3 separate regions of the Homo sapiens genome follow, and all the other regions are linked to region 1. A link is a contact called in ENCODE Hi-C or POLR2A ChIA-PET data. All regions are on one chromosome and are shown on one strand. The core of a region is the stretch at or near the end of the contact, and the rest is flanking DNA. Distances in the headings are between cores, read along the strand shown.

Evidence for each region. A loop is a pair of places that touch in the nucleus more often than their neighbours do. ChIA-PET counts read pairs that join two places held with the same protein, here RNA polymerase II (POLR2A). Pooled maps may share reads with other maps.
Region 2: a loop to region 1 is called in a pooled map, with 19 times the contacts of the local background. The contact joins the promoter of KLHL20 here to the promoter of ACBD6 in region 1. A Hi-C loop is called at or near these places in 2 of 50 pooled maps. POLR2A ChIA-PET finds 5 or more read pairs at or near these places in 2 of 52 experiments (GM12878 and OCI-LY7).
Region 3: a loop to region 1 is called in a map of naive thymus-derived CD4-positive, alpha-beta T cell, with 24 times the contacts of the local background. The contact joins the promoter of RABGAP1L-DT here to the promoter of ACBD6 in region 1. A Hi-C loop is called at or near these places in 1 of 168 maps with a recorded cell type or tissue (naive thymus-derived CD4-positive, alpha-beta T cell) and 4 of 50 pooled maps. POLR2A ChIA-PET finds 5 or more read pairs at or near these places in 1 of 52 experiments (activated CD4-positive, alpha-beta T cell).

The regions. Positions count from the first base shown.
Region 1 is chr1:180,499,700-180,504,455 of GRCh38, forward strand. It overlaps ACBD6 (acyl-CoA binding domain containing 6), which reads right to left and starts at 2,878. Exons shown (of 8, transcript NM_032360.4): 1 at 2,346-2,878. The coding sequence starts at 2,567. RefSeq lists enhancers at 1,285-1,800, 1,801-2,316, 2,424-2,924, 2,446-2,635 and a silencer at 2,846-2,945.
Region 2 is chr1:173,712,746-173,717,501 of GRCh38, forward strand. It overlaps KLHL20 (kelch like family member 20), which reads left to right and starts at 2,236. Exons shown (of 12, transcript NM_014458.4): 1 at 2,236-2,333; 2 at 3,258-3,321. The coding sequence starts at 3,299. It also overlaps a transcript of ANKRD45 not described here. RefSeq lists enhancers at 2,140-2,329, 2,410-2,779.
Region 3 is chr1:174,157,051-174,161,806 of GRCh38, forward strand. RABGAP1L-DT (RABGAP1L divergent transcript) reads right to left here and starts at 2,237. Exons shown (of 4, transcript NR_121197.1): 1 at 2,114-2,237; 2 at 1,837-1,940. RABGAP1L (RAB GTPase activating protein 1 like) reads left to right here and starts at 2,470. Exons shown (of 26, transcript NM_001366446.1): 1 at 2,470-2,607. RefSeq lists silencers at 2,176-2,575, 2,696-2,875.

The sequences.
Region 1 (4,756 bases), core at 1,628-4,127:
TGTTAAATAATCAAAAGTTTCACTCTAATGTTATTAGGACAAAGTATAACAAATGACCAAAGAGAAAACAGATATCTACAACTTTTCCAAGAAAGCTAATTCCAAGGCCAATTTGGAGGTAATTTTCATTCGACACTATAATTTATACCATTTGTTCCTACAGCTTTCTCTCTCAGGTCACATTAACTGATATTCATAATAATGACCATCAACCTTCAAAACAAGGTTCATTTTTACTCAGTACATCCAGTTTAAGAACACAGTGGGGCTGGGCATGCGGGATCATGTCTGTAATAACAGTACTTCAGGAGGCGTAAGCAGGAGGATCGCTTGAAGCCAGAAGCTTCAAGGCTGCAGTGAGCTATGAGTGTGTAACTGCCCTCCAGCCTGAGCAACGAAACAAGATCCTGTCTCTAAAAAAACTTTTTTAGTTAAAAAAAAAAAAAAAAGAACACAGCAGGACCTCTCCCCCAACTTATTTTTCCTTTAACAAATACAGGGGAAAATACGTAACTATGTCAAGAGGCAAAAAGAAAAAAAGTTTACACATTTTTAATAAAACAAAATAGGCTATTATCCAGAATTTCCTTTCCTCTAGTGTTTCAAAGAGCTGTAATTTTCCTGAACTGTTATTTAACTCTTGTCAGCAATTTTTCAGGTATGTTCAAACCTAGACTCCTCAAGTACTTTAAGTCTCTTAAAGCAAATGTTGGCGGGGCGTGGTGGCTCACACCTGTAATCCCAGCACTTTGGGAGGCCAAGGCAGGCAGATCACCTAAGGTCAGGAGTTCAAGACCAGCCTGGCGAACATGATGAAACCCCGTCTCTTCTAAAAATACAAGAAATTAGTTGGGCATGGCGGCAGGCACCTGTAATCCCAGCTACTCGGGAGGCTGGGACAGGACAATCGCTTGAACCGGGGAGGTAGAGGTTGCAGTGAGCTAAGATCCAGCCACTGCACTCCAGCCTGGGCAACAGGAGCAAAACTCCATCTCAAAAAAAAAAAAAAAAAAGTGTCAGCCAGGTGCAGTGGCTCATGCCTGTAATCCCAGCACTTTGGGCAGGTGGATCGTCTGAGCTCAGGAGTTCAAGACCAGCCTGGGAAATGTGGTGAAACCCAGACCCTCTGTAAAAAAAAAAAAAAAAAAAAAAAGTGAGTGTCATGATGTTTTTGCTTCTCTGCAAAGTGTCATGATGTTTTTGCTTCTCTGCATTCTCTGTAGGCATTATACCCAAGTGTCTTGCACATAAAAGCTGCTGAACAAATATATGTTGCTTATGATAAAGCAATTATTTTCCTTCTGGTACCAACCAATGTCACCCTGAATTATAAATTAAACGTGTCTATACACCTCCCTATTTCCAGGTAAAGTTCACAGCCTTAGACTGAGTCAGGAGCTACAATCCAGTTCTGACTGATGTATTTGTATGACCCTAGGAAAGGTGCCTACTCTCTATGGCCTTCAGTTTCCTTTACTGTAAAAGAAGGGCATTATTTCCTCTGGTGTTCATAGCTCTAAAATTTTTAGATTGTATCAAACAGAAAGGAAGACATACTCAACGAAAACATAAATCAAAGATATTTAGGATTTTATAAAAATCACAATAAAAGTTGTAATACTGCATTTTGCATTGCATCACATTATTATTATTATTATTATTTGAGGTGGAGTTTCTTCGCTCTTGTTGCCCAGGCTGGAGTGCAATGGCGCACAATCTTCGCTCACCGCAACCTCCGCCTCCTCAGCCTCCCGAGTAGCTGGGATTACAGGCATGCGCCACCACGCTCGGCTAACTTAGTAGAGACGGGGTTTCTCCATGTTGGTCAGGCTGGTCTCCAACTCCCGACCTCAGGTGATCCTCCCGCCTCGGCCTCCCAAAGTGCTGGGATTACAGCCGTGAGCAACCACGCCCAGCCCTGCATCACATTATTACAATCCTATTATCTTTTTGGATCTCTATATAGTTTTATTAACTTTACCGTATTTACTTCCATGTGGCCCTCTGGGAAAGAGTAAATGAATGATATATCTTATTTTATCCTCATTTTGTAAAGGTTCTTGGGCTGGTAAAATGCAAGATCACTGAATAAGTCAGAGAAAAAAACACAAAAACAATGTCCAGTGTCCAGCTAAATAAACATCACTCCTAAGAAAGCAAACATCTTTTCCACGTTCAGGATGATGCTCATCCCCAGCAGATGGTCAAAAAAAAAAAAACAAAACAAAATACACATACACAAGCTTCATTACACCTAGCTATTAACCATACATGCTTGCTATCAGTTGTTGAGGAAGAAGGCTCCGTGTCTTTCTCCCCCATCCACCCTCTCCCTGCTACTTTACCTGTTTGTACCTGGCATACAGGTACAAGAGCTGCTCCCTGCTGGCCACCTGAATCAGGCCTTGCAGGTGCGCGGCAGCCTTCTCAAACAGCTCGGCCAGGCAACTGGTCTCCTCGATCTCAGGGCTATGGGGGAACTCCACCTCCCCGGAGTCGTCCCCTGAGCTCAGCTCTCCACCGCTGTCGCCGGTGATGGCCCCCGCGGGCAGGAATGATGAAGCCATGTCTCCTTGCTCGCTCCGTCCCTCTGTGTCCGGTCTGTCCTCCTTGGATTGGGTGTAAGGCCGGCTTGGAGGCCTGGCCCACCAGTCTGGGTCGCGAGCCTGAGCTCCAGTCGGACCCAAGCTCAGTCGCGGCGCGCTCCCTCACGTGACCCTGCTCCCTGCCCACTTCTACTCCCTGGGCGTGCAGAGCAGGCTCCTCGACCCTCTGCCGCTCTGCCCAGTCGACCCGGTCTCCTCCGGCTTCCCTCCGGCCAACAGCGCGCTCAGGCTCGCCTCAGGCCCCTCCAACGGAACAGGAGTCGAGGGGCAGTGAGGCCGGGATGCGTGCGAGCGCGGGGCGCGGCTGGCGCTGGGCCGTGGGGGCGGGGCGGCGTGCGTGCCAGCGGCGTGCGATTCTGTGAGGCCTGCTCTGCGCCGGCGGGGAAGCGCGGGCGACGCTACGCTGGACGTCCTTCCCTGCCGGAGGAGAGAAAGTGCCGTCAGCTGTAGGGGCGTCTTTTAATCGTTTCGCTGAAATTAGCAGTCCCGAGCTCCGGAGCCCGCCACCGGGATGGGCCCCCGGGGGTGGGGGAAGGAGGCCGTTTGTGTGGTAGTGTAGCGGTGAGAGCGGAGTCGCGGGAAACGCGAGGCTGAGGACTAAGGTTCCGCCTGCCCCAGATTGTGCGCCCCAAGCGCCTCCAAACAGCCCTGCGCGCGGATCTGTTGCGTGCGCGTTGGGCTCTGTGTTGAATAATGAAAAACTGCGAGATGGGGCTGTCCCGTCTTACTGTGTGACTGATGAGTGGAATCACTGCTCTGCGTGTTTCGCTCTCCACACCTTCGGAGCCCGCACCTCTCCGGGCCCTGAATAATAGGGTTTGGGGAGTTCGGGGCGCGCCTTAGCCCAGTTCTCATCCCGAGCTCTGTCTTTGACACTGTGCTTTGTAGACACTGTACAGTGAAACCAGAAGTACGGCACAGTTCGGCCCTAGAGGAATGCACAAAACTATTTTTTTAACTGTAACATTATGAGTGGTTATGTCCTAAATGTTAAACACAACGACGCACTATATATTCATTTAGTATTCAAAACAATGTAATAAGCACTATAAGAAGGGTACAAAGAAAGTGTTGTAAACAGTGGTTATTGACTGGGGTTAGGCTTGCGACGGGTGGACGGACGGCTGGACAGGATGAGGAAGCAATGAGAGAACACAGGAAGGTGAGAAAGCTTGCATCAGGATTCAACAGACATTCCTTAAGTCTCCAGAAAGTTCCACTGTTAGTCCCTGCTGTCAAGGTGCTCGCAATCCAGTCAAAGGGATGTTTAATGACCAAATTCTTGCAATTAAAAAGTGATTAAGAATAATGTATTGAGGACTTGATCATTACAACATAAGGTAGGTACTCTTATTTTACTACACATAGGAAATCAGCACAGAGTGGTTAAGTAACTTGTCAAAGGCTACACAGCTAGCAAATGGAGGAGCAAGGAAAAAGAAGTTAGCTTTCATGTGGGGTAATAATGGATGATGAACCCGACAAGTAGACTGAAGGAGATATAACATGGACTTTTATATCTTTGTTTCTAGAATTTTTATTAAAGTGAGAATTGAATATTATCAACGGCTTTTTTGGCATCTTTGGAGATTATCTGCTTTTCTCCTCTAGTCTTCGAAAGGAATTATATTAACAGTTTCTATTTTAATGAATTATATTAACAAAAATAAATTTGGGATTTAATGAATTATATAATAGCTAACATTGATAAATTAGTATGCATTATTTCAAAACCTCCTAGTTTTGAGCATTACTTCTGTTCTTGGAATAAACCCATTCTGGTCCTGGTTTGGTTTTTTTAAAAAATTTGTAGGTTCAGTTTGCTAATATTTTCATTATCTTTACAGTTCCATTTAAAGATGTCATTAACCTATAGTTTTCCTTTTCTATACTTTCTCAATTTTGTATCAAGGTAATAGAATCCTTGTAGAATGCATTTAGAAGTTTTCATCTTTTTCTGTATTCTGGAAGAGTTTACATAACATGGGAAAGAGAGCAACCAGAATTCTTTTACACTGCTGGTGTGAGCATAAATTGGTACAATCACTGTGGAAAAATGTTTGGCACTATCTACTAAAGCTGAACATAAATATACAACAATTCGACTCCTCCCCAGCGGGAATATATACATGGCATTCACCAAAAACATG
Region 2 (4,756 bases), core at 986-3,485, 6.8 Mb before region 1:
TTTAAAAAATCTATGGTATATTCATATAATAGAATACTATAAAGCAGTGAAAATAAATAAATTAGTGCAGTAGTTCTCAAATTTTACCATGCACTATAATCACCTGGAGAACTTGTTAGAACACAGATTACTGGGGCCCACCTTCAGTTTTTGATTCAATAGGTCTGTAATGGGGCTCAAGGGTTAGCATTTTCCAAGTGATGTTGATGCTGCTGGTCCAGGACAACACTTTGAGAATCACTGAATTGGACCTTCATTGATCAACATGGACAAATCTTACAAACAGAATGTTGAGTGGAAAATGGAAGTTGCAAAAGAATACATATGCTTTGATACCATTTATGAAAAGTTTTAAAATATGGAAAAGAAATCATTTTACTGCATATGTATATATATCACATATACACATGCAGTAAAAATTTTCAATAAGATCACAAAGCTAGTCAGTTACAGGTCTAGGATTTGTACCTATGTGTATCCGTGAAATCGCCTTTGCAAACTGAAACCCCCTTTGCAAAAATTCTATCAGTGAGAAAATTATAGCAGTGGAGGAGATCTGATCTAGCCAAACCCCATCTTGCCTTTAGCTTTCAGTCTGTCCTTAATTATTCCTGGGCTTAAGCCAAGATAACTTTGGGAGACATTTAGTTTAATAGTTTAAATAATTACAGTCCTTCCCCAAAACTCAATTGCCTTTGTAAAGCTAATGAGAGACCACCAGACAACGGGGATAGATGAGCCTGAATTCTGTTAAGTGTAGACATAAGTGATTGCCAGCCATTATTCCAGAGGTCACAAGATATGCAACTTCCCCAATTACTCCTACAGATAACATCACTATTGTAGAATCTAGGATTGGCCTTTTTGGGTATATTTTTAAGTTTTTTGCATGTTTGACTACTGATGGCTCCACCTGGACCCACCAACTGTTCCTGTGGCTCCACCCAGAAACAACTCAGTAGGCAGGAGGACCATCTCCCATACCCCTATGACTGCACCAGTCAGCAGCAAGCACCCATTGCCTAGCCACCCCTACCCCTTTCCCCAGACTACCTTTGAAAAGAAACCTAGCCCCCAAATGCTCCAGGAGGCCGATTTGAGTAATAATATAACTGATTTGAGTAATAATAAAACTTCTTCCATTTTTCCACTCGATGTTGTGTAAAACTCTTTCTCCATTGCAATCCCTATACCTTGATAAATCATCTGTATCTGGGCAGCAGGCAAGAAGAATCCACTGGGCCACTATATCTGGATCTAAAGGCCATGTATTTTCCACTACAAGCTAATTAACAAGAGGTATCCTTTCCCCTCAGAAACAACTGGACACACCTGTGTAGATTCTACATAAAGAACAGCTAAAGAAAATCTGGTTAATACTTAGCCTAGTATACTTACCAGGAAATCAGCAACAGTCTTTCTCTGATATTCCTGAAATTGTAATCCCCACCTTACACTTGTATCACTTGTTTTCTAAATATTAATATACGGTAAAAATCAGGTGGCTGTGTGCTATGGGAAAATCTGGAGGAAAAGATAATTTTAAAAATATACTTTTTTGGCTCTGCTTGCTACTGAAAAAAAATTTTTTTAAGAAAATATACTCTTCCCTCCTTAACATTAAAGTGAATCCACAGAAGATGTGTTTGGTGAAGTGTCTGGTGGTGAATACTAAGTAGAAAGGGCAGACTAACACAGCCTTAGAGCCTGGATAAAATCCTGGTGTCCTGAAAGTTTGACCGTGGGAAATCTGGAGGATAAGGTCTATCTCTGGTCTGTCTATCTAACTTCTGCACCTTGCACATAGTAGAGGCCTGACAGATACATGCCAACCCATGTGTGCATGCAATAATTCAATCCACAATTAGGAACATTGTGCCAAAAGGAGACCCACCAACTAAAAAGAAATACAAATTCTTAGCTTTCTGTGACTACCCTTTACTGCCTTTGCTGGCGAAAACAAAGAAGAAAAGAGGAGGCTTCAGTATTCAAATACTGCCAGTTCCGCAGTGAATTCTAAAAATGGTTACTCTTGGGATACAAGGAACCCCCACGAGGATAAACAACCTCTGAGGTTACCTGAATGCCCCAGCAAAGGGCACGACTACTTCCGGAGCCGCACCGGAACCCCTTGGCGGATTATGTGGGTTCCTGCGGGAACGATTTAAGAATAGGACTACTTCCTGCTTCTGGATATGGGCCGGTGAAGGGAAAGGAAATAGCTCTACGAGCGGCATCCTGCCTGCGTTAGCGGCGGTGGAGGAGGAGGCAGAGAGGAGTGGAGGGCGGAGTAGACGGAGGAGGCTGCTGCAGAGAAGAAAGTGTCAGAGCCGGTAAGTGAGCCAGTCACCTTAGAGCAGGGGACAGCGGACAGCGCCCCAGGGCTCGCTTCGCAGATATGTGGTCCCAAGTTGCTGAGCTGCCCCATGGGGTCAGGTCGGTCGCCTGTCAGTCGGCGCCGAGAAGAGACTGTTGGGGCGCTGGGGCCGGGCCTCGCGGAGCGCCAGAGTGCGCTCTCGCTGGCTGACAGCCTATCTCGGGAGCCAGAGGAGGCCCCGGGCTTTGTCCTGCCTGGTGGTGCTGGGGTTTCGCATCCTGGACAGCTTCCCCAGACAGTGTTTGGAATTCAGGGAAGGAAGAAAGTACGTGCGCCCCCATTTAACCCTCGGGACCTGGCGAAATCCTGCTACGTGGGTAGTGAACATTGTATCGGGGACTGAAGGAAATGCTTGTAAAGAGTGTTAGTCTGGAGCCATACTTTCCCTGCCCTGTTCAAGCTCCCTGGACTGTCGGAAGCGGAGTTGTTTGTAAAGGCAAATGCAGACGCCTCCTCCTCCTGTCACTTCGGGACAAGTTAACAATCTTCAGATTCGTTATTAAAGCCTCGTGTACCCTATGTGATCTATCAGGTTAGTACTGCTGTGGGTATCTGGTGCTTGTTCTGTAAATATACTTGATGTCGAGATCACAGTTAAATATCTCCAAGCACTTTTTGAAGAGAAACAAGACTGACCTAACAGTCGGGACTATTTAGCATACTTTCCCTCACCTTTACTTTAATCGTTTTAGCATGCAGAGTAAGGATGGTAATCTTAAATGTACTAGATTAAGTTATTGTGCATCTGCAGAAGGCCTGTGGTATAATAGGATATGAAACTCTTGATAACTGACGAAATGAGTGAAATGATTATATAAAGATTGTTACTGTAAAGATCAGAAATAGCTTTTATTAAGTTCCTGCTTTTCTGTTGTCTTAGGTTCGGCTTTAGAGTGTGGTGAAGGGTACTTTTCATGGTGCATGGAAGGAAAGCCAATGCGCAGGTAGGCATTTAGGAAGAAAACCTTTGGTTTCACTGATTAAAATTCAGCATGTAATAATTTAAATTTTTAAAAAAGAGTTTCAATCTTACTAAATTCTGCTTGGAACTAATGAGTCTTGTTCTACAATAAATCAAAAGTAATATTAAGAATTAATAGCTTTTTAATAGAATAAAATACAGAAGTTGTTTCTGAAAAGTGCTGTGGATTGTATGTAGTGCTAAACACTTAAATTTTCCTTTTTTCATGTTTTTTACAGTAAATAATCATTAAGTTCATTATGATACTATATGGATTTATTATAATCTTCAGTTCCCTATAAAATGTAGAGGATTCTGTTCCCATGTAAGAATCATAATTATTTATAATATACTGTACTGCATGCCTAATTATGGTTTTGGTTATTTCCTTGATGTTCAATCATACATTTGTTCTGTTAATTAAAATAGCTGCATTGTAGGGAAGATTGTATAAGGACTAAAATAGGTATTAGACATAATAACTTAGTCCATAGAAAAATAGAACAATGTCTGGGAAAATATAGACAATAAATAGGCCCTCCCAACCCTAGAATTTAATAATGTTTTTTCTCATTTTGTTCTAACAAATGAGACTAGAATCTTTATGATACAAAATCATCCCAGTTCTATTTCTTTGGTTTTTACATTTGTTTTCTATTTATTGAACTCTATTTAATCATTTGTTATTTAACATCAAAGATAAACAACTTCTGCAGTTCTTTTAAGAGAAGAAACATTTTATAATGGGAATATGACTTATAACTCAGAACTTGGAGCAAGAACCAGAATGTATATCTTTATCCAAATCTGTTATTGGTTTATCAATTGACCTTGAGCTGTTCACCTTCTCTGTACCCCAGTTTACTTCTTTAGTGTATCTGATCAGGATATTGGGGATTAATGAACATTTGCAAATGCTTTAAGATCTCCAGATGAAAAGATGTTATCAAGATGAAAAATACCATTATCTTATTTATATTTTACTCTGTAGTAGGAATAATATTTTACCACAATGTACATGAAAAAATTAACAACATAATATTAAATACTTCATCCCTTTACTTCTAACATTATTGCAAAACCCACTGATTGTGTCTCATCTCCAGCTACCATAAAATGTCATATCTTATATAATTGCTAAAATAAGAGCTTATTATTTTTTAAAAGAATAGCAGAGTGTGGGAATGTTTTTGGTTTATCAGTAGTCTATATAAAATATTTGCTTAATCACTCATACCTGCTCCTTTTTTCTTGCTTTATTACATAATACTGTCAGCTATTCAGAATCATGCTGGATAATTCTAGTGCTGTTAATCGTTAAGCTACGGCTCTTTCTTCATCACTGTCACTTGGCCAGAGCCTAGCCTACTCACATTGGTCTCTGGTCTTACTTTCACCTGCTTCCTACATTCAATCAT
Region 3 (4,756 bases), core at 987-3,486, 6.3 Mb before region 1:
TTGCAGACATAAATGAGAGAAACAACACTGTAAGATACAATAGAGAATGTAGAGACTTTGGCAAAAGAGAGAATGCATGTCCTGCAGCTGATCGTTATCATGTAATAATGTAAGCTCACTGTTACCAAATCTTCCACTTTTTAAAGAGAAGCCCAAAATGCATGTATAATCTTCTGGTTTTTAACTTTGGATATGTGTTTTTTTAAGCACCATGTATGCCAAACAAAACATGTTTGTGGGTTTGATTTGTACCTGGGGCACCAGTTTGTCATGTTATGAATCATGCTGGAGTATTTTATAACACCATCTCTCAAAGTGAGAGTTTCAGTCCTTTCATGGACCAGGGCTGCTAGGATACGCTTAATGCAAATGAAGCCACAGTGGAAAGAGAAGTGAGCAGCACATACCACATGAAGAATGCTTTGTTATTAATTTTTTATTCCTTTTAGTTTCTCGACTAAAAGCCTGAAGATCTGTTAATAATTTTTTGGCATGTGCTTAGAATTGTTTTTCTGGTGGTAAGGATGAGTTTGCATCAGATCACCTTAATTGTCTTTTATCTAGGTTCTCTCATGACTTGTCTCTTATCTATGTTGTACTGTGAGGAAAAGTTCAGTTTTAAAGAATGACCCCTGTTGATGAGAGGTGTTACATGTGGCCATGGGACAGGATTTTTCTTTTCCTTATAGCAAGTTGGCACATGAAGATAGCATGCTCCACTTAAATAGAAGAATTAACTCGCAGTGGCCAGTGGTGTCCACTATTGCTTTCAAAGACATATGGAACTGAATTTGGGGAACACTAAACTTGTTTTGGACTTGCCATTTTTTTTTTAAATTCTTTTTTAGCTAAGTTACCTATTGAATGCCCATAATTACCACATCCATTGTCCTTTTTTGTCAAAAAGCTTCACTCCAGTTAGAAGATACCTGAAGGCAGAAACTGCGGCTTTGTCAACTGTTGATTTCCTCATGGCGCGCAGTGTAAATTTACTAGTACTTTATTTAGTAGAGGCTTAGTACTTACTGGTTGGCAGATTTATTAATAGTTCCTGTACATCTCAGGAAATCAACAGATGATTTATGTTATTCTAACCCTAACTTTATTAAATATAATAAAAACTTTCAGCATTTATTGTCAGGCCCAGGGCTAGGTAGGCTCCTGAGATACAGAAGTTAATAAGGGAAGCAGCCCAGAAGGTAGGGGAAACAAAAAAATAGTTACAACACTCTTGATATGTCTCAGCATCTATAGACATTAACATCAGGAAAAGCGGGGGTGTGGGGGGAAGGAATTTGTCAGGGAGGGCCCTTTGGACAAATGTCACGTTTCTCAGAGTAGCTTTTAAATATGGGTGGGAAAATGAGGGCAGGGGAATTGAAGTGGGATAGAAGGGAGATATTTAAACTAAAGTCATTCTATGGCTGCAATCACTGGACACTATATTCACTTATCCATGCAATCACATTCATTGAGTGCTTCCTATGAGTTAGGCAGGGTGCACAGTGTAAGATACAAATGAATGATACAGGTTCACAGCGGTTGTCTAGTGGGATAAAATGCTGCACAGGGCAACCTGGATAAGCCTGACATGTTAGGTGCCACAAAACTACAGAACAAAGTGCTAAGGAGATTCGGAAAATTTACAGGTCATTTCTGGTTGCAGGATCTAGAAGAAGGATGTCCACAATTCAAGGATCAGTACAATCTTCGTAGCGAAAAAGCGTTGGTTTATTCTACCTCTACCTAGTTTGTACCTCAACATCTTTTACCCCAAAGGATAAAAAGGTGCAAATGAGGGCACATTTTCTTCATATAATACGTAATGGTGCTTACTTATTGCTTTCCTGTTCATTCCCCGCAGGTGATTTCCCTCTTCAGTCTCCCCCGAGTCTCACAGAAGGAACTAACAAGGGAGCGCTTCACAAGCACACAGACACCTTCAAACAGGCGCAGAAGAGTACTTGGTGAAAAAGTATTCTTTCAGGTGACTTTCCTTAAGATTACTGAGCATTAAGAATGAAAATATGTAAACCAGGTTTACGAGCAAGAAAATAATCTCTCCACATTCAGAGTTAATCTTCCGAACTCAGCAACTGCCAGTAGAACGCACCCCGGTCAGGGCGGGCTCGCGGGCGCGGTCCCACCCCCAGGCCCCTCCGCCGCGGAGGTTCTCCAGCGCCGCCCGTACTCCCGCCTTTCGCGCGTCCCTGCTCTAACAGCTCTGGTTCTGTCAGGACCTCACTCCTCCGCTCCCGGCGCAACCGCGGCCACGCAGCGACGTGCACGCGCGTGTGCGCCGCCGCCGCCCGGCAGAGTGGGCGCCTCCGACATCAGGAGCGCGCACGCCGCGCAGAGGGGCCTGGACGAGCGCGCTTCCGACCCGCCGCCACCGCCTCCTCCCCTCCTTCTCGGCCCGCCCCCTCCCTCGCCTCTTCCTGCCAGGCGGCCCTTCTCCCCTCCCCTCTCAGTTCCCTCCGCCCTCCTCGGGCTCCAGCGGTGGCGGAGCGAACGGGACCGGCCCGGCTTCAGAGCGCGAGGTGGAGGGTGGAACGCGGGCGCCTGAAGGAGTTGTTGTCTCGGCAGCGCCCGCGGAGACGTGAAGAGGTGAGGCGAGGACGGCCTCCTAGGGACACGAGGGCGGCCCGGCGGCCCGGATCCGCGGGCCGAGGCTGCCTGGGTGTGTTGGCGTCGGGCTGAGCCTGGGGAGGGTCGAGATGGGGCCCCAGCCGAGGACTGGGATGCGGGAGGACCGCGGTAAGGAGGGTAGGGGGCGGGTTCAGGACTGTCGGCCGCCTCCCGGACACCGCAGTTCTCCCAGGTGGCCGCTCCTCGCGGATAGGGCGGGCGGGGTCGGCGCCCTTACCTGGGGGTGGGGTAGTGGCTTTGGCGGCCGCCTCCTCCAGCTGTGCCCTCCTGACATTGCTGCCTCGGCGGCTGCCGCCCGCTGCTACGCTGTGGCTGCTGCTGGATTCGCAGTCCCAGCCGCCCTGCGTCCGGTGGGCGAGTGGTTAGGGTATTTTCTTACCCACACGCAGGCTTCTGTACTCGACCATTTCTCTCCCTCGCCCTTCCTCTTCCTCCGCCGAGCACTTTGCTCGGCTCCTGCTGTTGATGCTTGTGGTTTTGCAGTTTGGGATGGGATGCGTTCCGGGCAGATCCCTACCTGTAGGGAATGCCCCGCTTCAAAGTTGACCTCCTGAGCCATGACAAACACCTCCCCCCAACCCCCACCCACCTTGTGAGTGCTCAGTGTCCTGATAACTGAGTCAAAGTTTCTGAGACTGGGCTAGTACTTTGCACTGGTCGCCAACGGTACAGGGCTGGGCAGTGCGTCAGCATGTGGAAAGGGGCCACCGGCTAGCGGGAGGTGGCCGGGTGCATGGGAGCTGAACTGACGGGTTTCAGATACTAGGCAGTGTGTCCAGGTCCTTGGATCTCTCAGATAGGGTTATATTAGAATATGTACCAAAACTTGGGTGGTCACTTGCAAAATTGGTTTCATGCAAGTAAACTGAAATGCCAGCCTTATTACACTAATGGTAAGGAGAACTTTTGCTTGCCTGACAGATTTCAGCGCAGTTTGGAAAATGATTTTAAGGCCTTTATTTTTGGCACTGGAGGGGTTTAGGGATTTTTAATACATTTAAATTTCCTCGTGCATAGTGGGAGGTAAGTAGTTGCTTGTTAAAATTCTGAAAACACAGTTTCATGAAAACCTTCTGACTTTTCTTACAGTAGTGTTTATATTTGGCATCTTCCGTAGAATATCCATTAGTTATGATGTCAGAAGATACGGATGTGAAGTTTGCTTTTTGTGATCACATTGGAAGTGGATTTTGTTCATGGAAAATACTGGTTCACAAGCTCCTAGTACTAGAAAACTGGCCTGTGATTCATTTTCTCAGTAGAGCGTCCCTTATGAAATTGACAATGAGATTTCTAAGGAGAAAGACTAGTTGAACTTTATGTATACATTATCATCAAATTGTATTAAATGTACACCTGCCTGAGGGGTTAGCTCTAGACTTTGAGTTAGACTGGTGTCTATACTAAATCAGTTCAATAAATGCGCTGATATTATGTATTATTCATTTGGAGAGAAGTAGATAAAGCAGGGCAGAGTTTATATTTTAACATATTATGTAGCCTACATTTGCTCTGATGTGTATTATTATTATTATTATTATTATTATTATTATTATTTTTGAGACGAAGTTTCGCTCTTGATGCCCAGGCTGGAGTGCAACAGCGCGATCTCGGCTCACCACAACCTCCGCCTCCCGGGTTCAAGCGATTCTCCTGCCTCAGCTTTTTGTGTAGCTGGGACTACAGGCATGCGCCGCCACGCCTGGCTAATTTTGTATTTTTAGTACAGACTGGGTTTCTCCATGTTGGTCAGGCTGGTGGAACTGCTGACCTCAGGTGATCTGCCCGCCTCAGCCTCCCAAAGTGCTGGGATTACAGGCGTTAGCCACAGCGCCCGGCCTCTGATGTGTACTAGTAAGTCATATGGGGAGAAGTAGATGAAATAGGGTAGAGCTTATATGTGAACATATTATATAACCTACATTGTCCTCTAGAAAGCTGGAAACAAGTTAGTAAGTCTCAGTACTATTGGGGCATATGGTGAATATACAAACCAACCTAAAAAAGTGTGACTGTAAATAGATGAAGTTTGTTTGTTTCTTTTAAAGAGACAAGGTCTCGCTCTGGCGCCCAGGCTGGAGTGCAGTGGCTCAGTCCTAGCTCACTG